Linked DNA regions of Homo sapiens: region 2 is linked to region 1. Evidence: chromatin loops called from intact Hi-C (ENCODE). Cell type or tissue: Caco-2. All regions are shown on one strand.

What was found. A loop is a pair of places that touch in the nucleus more often than their neighbours do. Peaks named below come from ENCODE experiments on the same cell type or tissue, not always from the same donor. Only the 100,000 strongest peaks of a DNase experiment are listed, where the experiment ranks them.
Region 2: it touches region 1 in a loop (3-fold over the local background); 2 of 110 quality-filtered maps call a loop at or near these places.

The regions. Positions count from the first base shown.
Region 1 is chr3:60,741,790-60,744,289 of GRCh38, reverse strand. All of the region lies in intron 4 of FHIT (fragile histidine triad diadenosine triphosphatase), which reads left to right. Among named protein-coding and RNA genes, the nearest start is that of MIR548BB, 130 kb to the right of the region's middle. In Caco-2, a CTCF peak has its summit at 1,249 (motif pointing right); a DNase peak (open chromatin) is centred at 1,239.
Region 2 is chr3:60,629,064-60,631,563 of GRCh38, reverse strand. All of the region lies in intron 4 of FHIT (fragile histidine triad diadenosine triphosphatase), which reads left to right. Among named protein-coding and RNA genes, the nearest start is that of MIR548BB, 12 kb to the right of the region's middle. In Caco-2, no CTCF peak of the experiment used is centred here; DNase peaks (open chromatin) are centred at 463 and 1,553.

The sequences.
Region 1 (2,500 bases):
TTTCTGTTTTTTTTTTTTTTTGTTTTGTTTTGTTTTTTTTTTTACATTACTTCCAATTTGCAAAGGAGAGAAGTAAACAGTTTGCATAGGGAAAACGCGTTTTTCGTCAGTAGACTGCTGTGGACGGCAAGAGAGAGGAGCTTTACCAGGCATTGAAATAGTAGCTTTTGTGGTCTCAGGTCAGAGCATCGCTCTGTGTCTCTAGGCAGATTTGGTTTAAGGCCAAAACAAATAGCCCCCCTTCCTTGGGTTCTGACCCCTGGGGGCAGAAAAGGGAACTAAGCTAGTCCAGCTGCCACTGCAGGGGAAGTCATTGTTCTCTCCAACCTTCTGGGAGCTCCAAATAATTAACTGTGCAAAGAGCAAGTTGGAATCAGAATTCTCCTCCAGGGTTTTCTGTGTCCAGCCAAACAGAGCGAGCTGAGCTGAGAGACAAAAAAACCCCGTGAAAGAGAACCAGCGCTGAGTCTCCTTTCTCCTTCCTTGCTTCAGTTCTGGTCCCCTGGACCTGTGTCCTCAGCTACCTCATCTCTCTTAATTCCTCCAGGCCCCTCATCATGTGTAGCCAGAGGGAGATTTTTCTTAATGAGAAGAGCCAGCAGGCCACTCTCCAGTGGAAGGTTGGTGCTTTGGGACTTAGAAGGCTTGGCATGTGGACAGAAATCTCCCTTACTCTCAGAATTTCTGATGTTTTCAAAGAGAAGCCAGAAATCTGGACTGTGGTGTGAAGTCATCCAAGTTTAAAATGTTTGCTCTATGTTTTGTGTTTATACACAAGGTGCAGGCCAAACAAAACACATTTTTCCTACCTCTGAACTAGACCATAAGCTTCCTGGAGGTGCAGATTGTGTTGATCTTGTTTGCTCTGGTATTACCCAGGACCTAGCACAGTACCTGCTGCATAATAGCAGTTCAACATCTATTGACCTGCATCCCTAGGAGACTCACTATGCTGTCATTCCCTTGATATTAATGACAATAAAGTACAACAATAATTAGATCAATGACTTTTTACTGAGCACATGTTAAGTGCTTTATATATAATTTGATCTGCATTATGACCTTAGAAGCTGTGTATTCTCACTTTGCAAATAGAGAAAGCAGCTCAGAGCCTAAAAATGTGACCTCAGCCAGTTGCCCAGCTGCAGTGTAGATTCTGATTCAAGCAGCACTGTGTCCGAAGCCAGGGTTTGCAATCCTAATGCCACAGTGCCTCCCGCTCTGTTCTGCTGATTCCCGCCAGAGGGAGCAAGGGTGAACTCTCCTAGCGTTAGCTCTTCCAAAAGGGAGAACCAAGCCTGGGTGTTGTCAACTTGCCTTCAGGGCAGACCTTTGAAAGGATGAATATGGTCAGTAGGTATTATTTTCCTTCTGCATAGCATTGAAAAACGTTCCTACTTTTCCATCTCCATCTCTTTATGAGGAACTACTCTGCAGGGGACTTCGATTAGTTGTGATTGTCATGGTATACTGTCATTTGATATCCTTAAGCGCTACAGAACAGTCCATATTTAGGCATCTTCTGAGGACTCAGGGGCAGTCTGAGCTGAGGTTCACAGAGTCATTGTTTGGTGTCCTTAACTAAATGCAAAAGTGGTGACTCATTACCAACTTAGGATACAATCAAACGCATGGGTTCCTAAAAGCAGAATGCTGGTTGTAGCCTGCTGGTCATGAAATACATTTTTTTCTTGTGGTGCAAATACTTTATTACAGGTAGTGAAGTGTTAGAACATTATTCTATGAGAGACACAAAAGCCTAATTTTACAAAGTGGGGTAGCTACCATTTGATGGGCTTATATTTGTTAATGGTCTCAGCTATTGGGAGAGACTTTTAATCAGGAGAAATGGACAGTAGGAATGAAGAATATAGACCTTCAGAAAAACTGAACATGCTCTTCCCCTGCTTTCTATGTGGGCAATGTCTCAATGTCTCTTTTGATTTTTCCAGGCTATCATCCTGGTGTGAAGCCCATTTACTCTTTCACTAAATTTTTCTCTGATAGAGGAAGGTTTTGCAAGCTGGACTATTGGAAGTGAAAAGTAGCTTTTTAAGGACATTCGTTGTAATTAGCATCATAATTTCACTTACTGAGGCATCATTTAAGAATTTTGCACTCATTCCCTCATGTGGTCCTTTCTAAGACCTTGTGACACTCCCCTACTTCCCCGCTATTTTACAGATGAGGAAACAAGCTCAGAGTGCCCCAAATCACACAGCTGATAAGTAGCAATGTCTGACTATTGTTTCAAGTACGGTTCATGCATCAGAATATCCTGGGAAACTTCTAGACATTAAGTAAAGCTTCCTGAGTTGCAACCTTCTGACCTGCTGTCTTAATTGGAGGGGAGCCTGGGAATCTATTTTTCAAAAGTCCCCCAGGTCACTGTGATGTACAGTCAGACTTGGAAAACATTGCCATATATTATACCATACATTATACCACACTGAAATAAATCAAAGTACAGATTCAGTTTGGAAATTTCAATGGTTGCTTT
Region 2 (2,500 bases), 110 kb after region 1:
TTAATTTTTTTCCTCTTGTTCTAGGGGATGGGCCCCTGGATTAGGTTGATGACAGATTAATGAATGGATAGGTCCAGCAAGCACAGGCATTGTTGCCATCTCCCTCCGCATTTCTGCATGGATCCCCTAGATGTAAATCAGAATAATAGTTAGTGAAACAATGCTCAGGTGCTGGAAAGACAGGCTCTTGTTTTTAGGCTCTCTGGAAAATTTTCCCTTTATTTGATTTTGGTGGTTTCAGTCATATGGTCTAATACAGTTTCATACAAATGTAATCTGGCTTCCCCAGCCTAGTACAACCCAAATCAAAATGATATTATACCTCTTCACAGCTGTAAATCCTTCCTCAAATTAAAGCTCTGAAACCTAATCTGCTAGAAGTCTACAGAGGAGGAGGGGCGCCTCAAGCTCCCCACCAAGAATAGCATTAAGCATCTAATGACAACTTGACAGAGACTTTTATCTGTTGTCCCCTGTGAAATAAAATCTTCAAAGTTATCTGCCTCCTCTTTGAAACTTAGCACAGGCTGTACTTGGCCAGGTGTCTCAAAGCTGATACCAAGAGGGCAAAGATTGAGAGTGTTTTTTACTCAGTTATTTCTGTGTGTTTTTTTTTTTTTTTTTTTTTTAATGACCTGGGAAGAAGTGAGTAAATTTGACATGTGGCTATTTTCCAAAAAAGGTTAAAGAATCCTAACAGGGACTCAGGTAAGACATTGATTTAATTGAATTCATCAATTAACCAGTGATTTAATTACTCTGTATAAACCAGAGGGACGTCAAGATAGGACAAGGAGTGGGTCAGTCTTGGGTGAGAGGAAGGATTAGAAAGCTGGAGAACTAGATGAGCTAGATTTCCTGGCAAAGTTCAACTGTAAGTGTTGAGTGGATGGGCAGGGGCCTGGCAGAGTCTCAGGGATGGCGTAAGGCTCACATAGTAGGCAGACACTGCTAAGACAAATGCTGGGTTAAGTGTCTCTTGCATCTAGAACACAATTAGTTCCCAGAGAGGCTTGTGGTGGTGGTACAGTGACTCCTTTTTTGTGTTACTATTCCAGGAATTTTCCAGAGCTTCTAGACATGGTCCCCTTAATATAGGATTTTGATTGCTTTGGAAAGAGTGGGTTCTTGCAACTCTAAACAAGAGGACAAACATGTATCCTTTGTGATCAACGAGAGCATTGCTTAGGCATTTTAGTCTCCCTGGGGGAATAGGGTAGAGGCTGATTATTCAAAATCATTTGCCTTCTGTCCAGTAGTGTCTTCTTTTGGTGTCGACTTCCTCACACTGGTTGTCATTTATAAAACTGATGGAATCACACTAGTTGTGTCACATCAGTTAATGATACCAGAGTACACACTTTAGGTTTCTGAGATAACTTCGAAAATGAAGCCAGACCTCCTGGCTAGAAGAATCTTGGAATACTTTATTGATAGAGTCCTTTAGGACATAGGAGTCAGGTAGGGTTCCTGTTTGAACCAGTCTCTGGGAGGATACTTTCAGAAAGATAACATAAGACAAATAGCCCTCCCATACGCTTTGATCCCCAGGGCAGCCAGTGTAACAAAGGAACAGGAGCAAGGTCCTGACACTGTCATTCAAAAAATACCTTTTGGGAGCAGCTATCAAGTGTCAGGCTAGCCAGACACTGTTTTAGGCTCTGAGAATACTAGAGTGAATAAAATAGTTTGTATCCCTGCTCTTATGATTCTAGGATTGTCATCTTTAAATGGGCACTGTGTTTCAAAGACTGCAAGTAGCCTACATTAACTTGGGACTTCTTAATAGAGGCAGTCTACCTAGATACATTAAAGCAATCAAGTGGGGACAACAGAACAAAAGAAAAACAGGAAGGGCATTATTCTAGAATCTGGCCAGTGACGGCTACTCAGCTTTAAGGGACAAGAACCTATCAGAGAAAGATAGAGTTGGAAAATCATTTTACTTTCCTTGAGTTGACTTTAATTCTGCTTTAATACTAGACACGGCTTTCATCATGCTAAACTAGGCTTTCCTGCAGTAATAAGCAACCTCTAAGTCTCAGAGGCTTAAAGAGAAGTTTCTTGGAGTTTTATTTCCAGAATGGCAGAATAAGGTGTTCCATGGACCATTTCCCAGAAAACATCCATAACTGATGAAAAATATAAAGAAACTCATTTAAAGTCTCTGGAAATTATTGTAATGGAATATGACAAATCAAAAGCACTTATGTGAGCAAATCTGAAGAATCTCCCTAAGAACATGAGAGTCTGTAGCATGTCAGACACAGCCTGCTATCTATCCCTTTCATGTAGCTCTGTGAGATGGAGCCTCCACTCTGGGCAGATGTGGCCAAAGAGATGGTGCTGCCTTTCCCCTCAGCTTCCAGTCAAGGGATATGGTATCTCACTGAGGAACAGGTCACTAGAATTTCTCATTCCCTCTGCCCTAAACTGCAGAGGCTAAGTTCTTGGTGAGAGTGGCGGAAAGTTTAGGAATTACCTTCTTCCACCTACCCCC